3 separate regions of the Homo sapiens genome follow, and all the other regions are linked to region 1. The links are chromatin contacts, found by Hi-C or POLR2A ChIA-PET in ENCODE. All regions are on one chromosome and are shown on one strand. Each heading gives the region's core, a stretch centred on a gene start or an enhancer-like site at or near the end of the contact. The rest is flanking DNA. Distances are from core to core; before and after follow the strand shown. Region 1 holds the start of C16orf87 (chromosome 16 open reading frame 87). Region 2 overlaps PHKB (phosphorylase kinase regulatory subunit beta). Region 3 overlaps PHKB (phosphorylase kinase regulatory subunit beta).

The links. A loop is a pair of places that touch in the nucleus more often than their neighbours do. ChIA-PET counts read pairs that join two places held with the same protein, here RNA polymerase II (POLR2A). Pooled maps may share reads with other maps.
Region 2: a loop to region 1 is called in a pooled map, with 9 times the contacts of the local background. The contact joins the enhancer-like site here to the promoter of C16orf87 in region 1. A Hi-C loop is called at or near these places in 8 of 50 pooled maps. POLR2A ChIA-PET finds 5 or more read pairs at or near these places in 3 of 52 experiments (CD8-positive, alpha-beta memory T cell, OCI-LY7 and activated CD4-positive, alpha-beta T cell).
Region 3: a pooled map shows a loop between it and region 1 (7-fold over the local background). The contact joins the enhancer-like site here to the promoter of C16orf87 in region 1. A Hi-C loop is called at or near these places in 4 of 37 single-sample maps with no recorded cell type and 5 of 50 pooled maps. POLR2A ChIA-PET finds 5 or more read pairs at or near these places in 2 of 52 experiments (CD8-positive, alpha-beta memory T cell and T-cell).

The regions. Positions count from the first base shown.
Region 1 is chr16:46,829,917-46,832,458 of GRCh38, reverse strand. It overlaps C16orf87 (chromosome 16 open reading frame 87), which reads left to right and starts at 1,279. Exons shown (of 4, transcript NM_001001436.4): 1 at 1,279-1,375. The coding sequence starts at 1,310. RefSeq lists a silencer at 933-1,582.
Region 2 is chr16:47,573,495-47,576,036 of GRCh38, reverse strand. The region is part of intron 7 of PHKB (phosphorylase kinase regulatory subunit beta); the gene reads right to left. Among named protein-coding and RNA genes, the nearest start is that of PHKB, 110 kb to the right of the region's middle. Within about 2 kb of position 1,281, at least 2 of the 41 ENCODE cell types and tissues checked have a DNase peak (open chromatin) inside an H3K27ac peak, as active enhancers do.
Region 3 is chr16:47,492,256-47,494,797 of GRCh38, reverse strand. The region is part of intron 1 of PHKB (phosphorylase kinase regulatory subunit beta); the gene reads right to left. Among named protein-coding and RNA genes, the nearest start is that of PHKB, 32 kb to the right of the region's middle. RefSeq lists enhancers at 1,812-1,881, 2,173-2,542. Within about 2 kb of position 1,262, at least 23 of the 41 ENCODE cell types and tissues checked have a DNase peak (open chromatin) inside an H3K27ac peak, as active enhancers do.

The DNA of each region.
Region 1 (2,542 bases), core at 30-2,529:
CAGTGGAATAGCCAGTCTCTGTAATAAATGCATATTGGTAAATTTTCTCTGAGCCAAGTGTACAGTTTGTAAATTTTCTTTCTGTTATGTTTGTTCTGATTGTTTATTAAGTATAACTTTGGGTCTGTCAAATTAAATATTTAAAAGTAAGCTTACGTTTTGCATAGTTGTTTTTAAATTTCACTTTTTCTTTCTTTTTCTTTTTTTTGAGACGGAGTCTCGCTCTGTCGCCCAGGCTGGAGTGCAGTGGCCACAATCTCGGCTCACTGAAGCCTCAATCTCATAGGCTCAAGCGATCCTCCCACCTCAGCCTCTCTACTAGCTAGGACTCCAGGCATGGGCCACCACGCTCAGCTAATTTTTAAAAATCTTTTACTTTTTGTAGAGATGGGGGTCTCGCTATGTTGCCCAGGGTGGTCTGGAACTCCTGGGCTCAAGAGATCCGCCCTCCTCGGCTTCCCAAAGTGCTGGGATTACAGGCGTGAGCCATTGCGCCCAGCCTCGAATAATTTAATTTTAATGTTAATTTAGTAAGTATCAGTCACGGACAGATTGGAAAAAGAAAAACATCTGATCCCTCATCTTGATAGTGAGTAGCACTGGTTTACACAGCTAGGCTGCTCCTTGAAGGCTGACACTGCATTTTATTCAAATTTTCCTGACAGTGGGACTTAGGCAATTATATATTGAATAAATAAATGAATTTTCACTCTGCTGCTGGGTCCAGTGGTCTCATAAAATGTCTATCATAATTTCTCAATGATTAGCCTTGGTAACATCTACTTAAGTTTATTAAATGCCAGGATCCACGCTACGCCCTTCACCATTCATTCCCCAGCCTTCGCTCCCACGGTCTCTGTGGGGATGGGGCGTGCCCAGCACTACGGCCCGCCCTACCTATGCATTCGTTGGTCGAACTCGACGCCCGTTACTGCCGAGTCCCGCCCAGGCCTTGCCCCCTCGTAGTCGGCCAGGCCGAGAGGAGGCGTGGCCACTGCCGCGCCGGGGCGGTCTGGCGGAGGGGGGGGAGGTCTCCCCTCGTCTCGTGATACTCTGGGCGAGCTCGCGGGCGGGCTGTGGGTCGCGAGCCGCCGTGGGAGCGCGTGTCGCGGTCCCCAGGAGCCGCCGGCCGACGCTCCGCCCCGCCCCCTTGGCGCCCAGGTCCCGCGCGAGCTCGCGCACGCGCGCGCGCGCACCCGCCAGAGGCTTGTTTGAGGCCCGCGGGGACTGGGCGGGCGGAGGCCGGGCTGCCGAAGTGTGAGGGGAGGAGCCCGAGCCGTCGCTGCTGCCGCCGCTAAGGGAGAGGAGCATGTCTGCAACTCGAGCCAAGAAAGTGAAGATGGCCACCAAATCATGCCCCGAGTGCGACCAACAGGTGGGTGCCGGGGGCCGGGCGCGCGGGCGGGCGGCAGTGGCTTGGCGGCCGTTGTCTGTGGAGGGGGGCCTCGCCGGGCTCCCGGAGGCCGAGCGGTGGGCAGATCCTGGGGCCCGCCGGCGGCGGCGGGGATCCGGGGCCGGTCGGGCTGCACCGAGGGGTTTCCCGGGAAAAGCCCGGGGCCGTGGCCCGCCAGCGTCCACCTGGCGGCGGCCAGACGGCCAAGCCCCTTCTTGCTGTGTCCCGGCCACTGGAGGAGCGCGCCTTTGGTGGGCTCACCGGGCGGCTGTCTGGAGCCCCAGACTCTCCTCGCCGGCGGCGGTGACAGCGGTGGGAGCCTGCGGGCCGCAGCCCCGGCGAGAGTGTGCCGCACGCCCGCCTCCGAGGCCAGGCCCTAGCTCCGAGAACCCCTCCTGCGGCCGGGGCGGCTTTGTTCCCGGTTCCGACGGGTGCGGGGCTTCCCCAAAACGGCCCCTCCGCGACCGGGGCGGGCGCCTGAGTGGGACAAAGGGGGCCGCGTGTAATGATTTTGAGTTTCGGCGAATTTGGAGATTTTTTCCCCTTCCTCATCTATTTATTATATTTTTGCTGTGCAATCGCGAATCCTGCCTTTACATCGTTTTTAATGGGTCATGATTGAATAAAGCCCCTGTTTAAGCCCTTCCTCCTTTTTGGGCGCTCCTAACTTCCCCACCCCTCGCAGTATCCACTGTTACAAATTTGGCCTGTCTGCTTCCAGATCTGTATCCCTGTCTGTCTGAATGTCTCTGTGTGTCTCTCTCTCTCTCTCTCTCTCTCTCTCTCTCTCTCTCTCTGTCTGTCTCTCTCTATCTCTCTATCTCTCTATCTCGTTTCTTGAATTTGAAACGATTCCTTTCTACATTGAGTTCATGGTGTAATAGTTGTAATTTAAAACATCTCATTTCAGTGATCGCTGTGTTGAAGCGTGTCTCAATTCTTTACTGGAATAATAGACATTCCTTTAAGCCTTAACATCTAATGAGTTAAAACTACTTCAGTTAAAACCATTCGTAAGGCCCTCGTTTGTTACCAACATGTAGATCTGGGTGTGTTTTTTCCTTTTCCACTGAGTGGATTTTTTCAAAATGACTACCTTTCTCTCCTCCCCTCCCCCCACCGCCTTTTTTTTTTTTTAAATCAAGAGTA
Region 2 (2,542 bases), core at 32-2,531, 740 kb before region 1:
TGGCGCGATCTCGGCTCACCACAACCTCCGCCTCCCGGGTTCAAGTGATTCTCCTGCCTCAGCCTCCTGAGTAGCTGGGAGTACAGGCATGCACCACCACACCCGGCTGATTTTGTATTTTTAGTAGAGACAGGGTTTCTTCATGTTGATCAGGCTGGTCTTGAACTCCCAACCTCAGGTGATCCGCCTGTCTCGGCCTCCCAAAGTGCTGGGATTACAGGCATTAGCCACCACATCAGGCCTGGGCTTTTAGTGTAACCATTGCCTGAATAATGTTCATTGTATCTATTAAGTAATTTCTTATCCTTCAAACTCTTCCCACCCTTCCACCCTCTCCAGGCTCCAATGTCTATCATTCCACACTCTATGTCCATGTGTACACATTATTTAGCTCCCACTTTTAAGTGAGAATATATAGTATTTGACTTTCTCTTTCTGAGTTAGTTTAGTTTTACTAAAGATAATAGCCTCCAGTGTCATCCATGTTGCTATAAAAGATGTGATTTCATTCATTTTATGGCTGAACAGTATTTTTTTGTGTACATATACACATTTTCTTTATCCAATCATCTGTTGATGAATACGTAGGTTGATTCATATCTTTGCAATTGTGAATTATGCTGCGATAAACATATGAGTACAGGTTATCTTTTTGATATAATAATTTCCTTTCTTTTGGGTAGATATCCAGTAGTGGGATTACTGGATTGAAAGGTAGTGCTATTTTAAGTTATTCGAGAAACCTCCATACTGTTTTCCATAGAGGTTGTGTTAATTTACATTCCCACCAACAATGTATCAGTGTTCCCTTTTCTCCAAACCCTTCCAATATGTTAGTTTTTGACTTTTTAATAACAGCTATTCTGACTGGTGTAACAATATATCACTGTGGTTTTAATTTGCATTTCTCTGATGATTAGTGATGTTGAGCATTTTTTCACATGCTTGTTGGCCATTTGTATAAATTCTGCAATTTGATTTACAAAACTTCTACAGCTAACTCTACTTGATGGTGAAAGAAAAACTGAATGCTCCCTCTCAAAACAAAAATGTCTGCTCTCACCATGACTAACATAGTACTGGAAGTTCTATGTGGTAAAATAGGGCAAGAAAAGGAAATAAAAAGAATATAGCTGAGAAAGGTAGAAATGAAACTGTTTCTTTGCAGATGACATATGCTATGATTTGAATGTGGTTTGTTTGATCCTGCCAAGTCTCATGTTGAAATCTGATCCCCAATGTTGGAGGTGTGGCAAGGTGGGAGGTGTCAGGATCCTCATGAATGGCTTGGTGTCATTCCCATGGGATTGAGTGAGTTCTTAGTCTGAGTTCCCGTGAGAACTGGTTGTTGAAAAGAACCTGGCACCTATTATTCCCTCTCTTGTCATGTGATTTCTATACTCCAGTTCCACTTAGTCTTCTGTCCTGAGCTTCTTGTATATACAGCCTGCAAAACTGTGAGCCAAATAAACCTCTTTTCTTTATAAACTACCCAGGCTCCAGATTGGAGGCATTGTTAGCATGCCTCACCCACTTGCAAAGAGCAAAATAACGTGCAGAGATTTATGCTGTAAACTTTTATCCAAGAAGAAACACAGTAACTCAACAGAAAAAATGAAAGAAACTTCAGACACTTTGAAAGCTGTGGGTGGCAACCTACATGGTGAGTCAGGTGAAAATATGTCTCCAGGGTGTGAAAGCGGGGAGACTGCCTCCATGATTACACATTGACACTGGGGAACTGGGCAATCCAGGCCACAGGGGAATGTCTCAACCCTACCAAGCACTGGTGCTGATTTGGTGAGCCACAAGGAGCATATGAGAAGTGATGGCTCATGCCTGTAATCCCAGAACTTTGGGAGGCTGAAACGGGTGGGTCACCTGAGGTCAAGAGTTCAAGACCAGCCTGGTCAACATGGCGAAACCCTGTCTCTACTAAAAATACAAAAATTAGCTGGGTGTGGCGGTGCATGCCTGTAATCTCAGCTACTCAGGAGGCTGAGACAGGAGAATCGCTTGGACCCGGGAGGTGGAGGTTGCAGTGAGCCAAGATCGCACCACTGCAATCCAGCTTGGGCAACAGAGCAAGACTTCACATATAAAAGAAAAAAAAATTGTTTTGCGTGCACTCCCACACCCTAGCAGGGATGGAGGGAAGCCATTGCTGATCCTACTTCATAAGGGACCTCACAGAATTCTGCCAGCTAACTCAGACAGTGGTCACAGGTTGGAAGAAGCTGCCAACTAAAATAAGCAATCTAATCTACTGTGGGTATAAACCCCATTGATCAGAAATGAGAGGTGAGCAGGAAGCAGGCTTTTGCCACAGAGGCAGGTGCTGGGAGCCCCTGCTTTGCAGGCAAACTGGGAGGGGTGTGGCCTGGAAGCCTTGGTCTTTGTCTTGGGCAGAAGGACTTACAACCAGGGGCAGTTTTGCATGCTGAGGGCAGACTGCCTGGGACCCAGCTGTTGCCAGAAGTCTGTGAGTGTGAGACCCAATGTGTTAAGAAAGTGAGAGCTGGGTGGGTCTCACTGCTGCCTG
Region 3 (2,542 bases), core at 13-2,512, 660 kb before region 1:
GAGACAGCAATTAATAGAGCATGAATTCCCAAAGCAAATTAAAGAGCTACAAAATAACAGAAAATTCTACTAAATGTTCCAATTGAAATGAAATTGTAAAATGTTAATTTTTCTTTTCCATGCTTTTCCCATTCGCATTATGTCTATACGCAAACATCACAAAGTAAAATAAAACTTATCAATGATAGGAGAAAAATAGCTCAGAGCAGACTGAGCTAGGTGAGGTATGCAAAACTTACCAGGCTCAGGAAGACAAGAGTAAGGGACTTCAATCACACTTTCCTTCCTATGCACCCACACCCAAGGGCCATGTTTACAGGCATTTTTGTTCCTGACTAGCTGCCTTACCCATTATCTTCCAGTTCCTGGAATTTGTGATACAAAGAACAATATAGAGCTAATCAATAACTTTTATTATATTAATATAAGTTACTGGAAACACAACTTAGAAGCTGCCTCTTTCCTTTAAAATCCACCTGTAACTGATGCTAATCAGAAGATATATTCAGGGCAGCTTCTATCTATGCTTCCACATAGATTTAGGCTTGAATACTCTATAATGAATCACATTTTCGGAATCTAGTTATTTAAGGTTAACATTTTGGTACCCTAGATGAGATCGGAAGTGGACCTCTAGAGAGCCCCACCACTTTACCAGCAATCAGCACCTTGGTACCAATACGATAAGTCCTCCTTCACCCAACCTTGCCAAAGTCAGCAGGAATCTCTGCTAAGGCCCCTGTTGGGATCTGAATCCTCCTGGCTTGATTAAGGATTAAGACTTTATTCAATTTGTACATATTCTTAACTAGTTGAGGTTGGAAGTGAAGCTCTATAAAAGGCAAGAGTTTCATTTGTTATTCTCTAGAGATCTGTTGACCTCGGATTTGTGACTTTCATTTTTCTCTGAAGTTAAGGTTTTATTTTGAACTACTAGTTGGAGTTTTTCAACCTTTTCTATAGTTTAAACTTTGGTCTTTGAAAAGAGGAAGTGAATCTTTGAGGCTTAAGTGAAAAACATGTAATTTTAAAAACCAGTTAAATTCTGAAGCTTGGTTCAATTGATAAATCTAAAATGTTCTTGAGTGACCAAAATAATAAAAGGCTCTCATGAGTCCCACTAGGTTTCTGGTCATTCAGGAAGGAAAACGAAAATTATGGACAACTATCTCTAAAACCTAGACTTTGTCCTTAAAGGGTGACCCACCTTTAGAAACACCAGCTGGATTTATATTTAATGCTTATGGTGCCTCTTCATGCTAACATTTAGAAAACTGGTCACACGTAACTAAAGACGACCCCAAATTACAACGGTCGAAATAGTGTACTTTTAAAATACCTCAACTAGTTTATCTGTACTCTCAATTTTAAAAAGCTAGCTCTAAAATAAAATAACTAGGAGAGCTATTTTCAATGATACTTAGAAGTTTCTAAAAGAGGTTCTGACAAAGTTATTTCTTTGCAAAAGGAAAATGTAAAATTTTATAAAGTGACTTTTAAAATGAAAAGTGCTGCTGAAATTGTTCCTCTTCCTCTTTCTGTTTATTCTAACTGCTCTTCCCTTCCCCCCTCCTGCTCCTGGTGTACTGGCCTCATTTCAGGAATGAGACAGCAAGCATAAAGAGGTCCCCAGAGAACTTCCAACTGGCCTGCACACTGGGAGGAGTGTGCAACGGGGTGGAGCCTCAGGAAGTGCGCACTGTTTGCCAGAGGGAGGAGCCTGATCTCCCCTGTTCCAGGGTGGTACCTAGGATTCAATCTATGAGGCGGAAGCCAGCTAGCAAGACTTTGGCTTTGCTGAGACTCTCTGTTTACCTTTGTTTTCCTTTTTGCCCGATAAATTTTTCTTGCCCTTTAAAGTGCCTGCAAGCCTAATCTCTCATGGTTGTGTGACAAGGACCCCATTTTTAGGTGAACTAAGGAGAAAGTCCTACAACAGTTTAGCACCCAACGTGGGGCTTAAGAAAGGGTGAGTGAGATGCAAACCAAATCTATTTTTATCTCATTTTTAAGCCTTTTCATCCTCAGACTTCTGAGGGCAGGGGAAACCATGCCCCAACCCCTGTCACTCCCAGGTGTTGAGAAGGTCAGCCTCAGTCTCCATGGCATTTTCCTTTCTTTTTTGTGACGGAAGGGCGAGCAGCAGCTCCCGCCACCCTCCCCTCCCTGCCAAGGCTGGGGTGCGTGAACCAAGGGTGCCCAACAGCAGGCAGCTCTCCCTGCCATGCATCCATAGAGCCTTCCGCTCCCCCAGCCAGAAGGTCCCACTCCCTTGAACAGTAATGAAGTCTTTCTCACTGATGGAGGCATCCATTTGCATAAAAATAAGAGGTTCCTCTTTAGGCATTTTAAACTGGTTTTTTCTTTCCTTTTCTCCACCAGATCAGCAGTTGACTTTTAAATTAGCTTTTTTTTCCTTTTAGAAGACATTTTAACTAGGCTAGGAATGATAAGGATCACTGTTTATATTCTCAGTAGAGTTTTAATTGTGAAAAAGGATTTGTGAGGCTGGTCTTAATCTGTAGCCAATCTAGTGTACTTT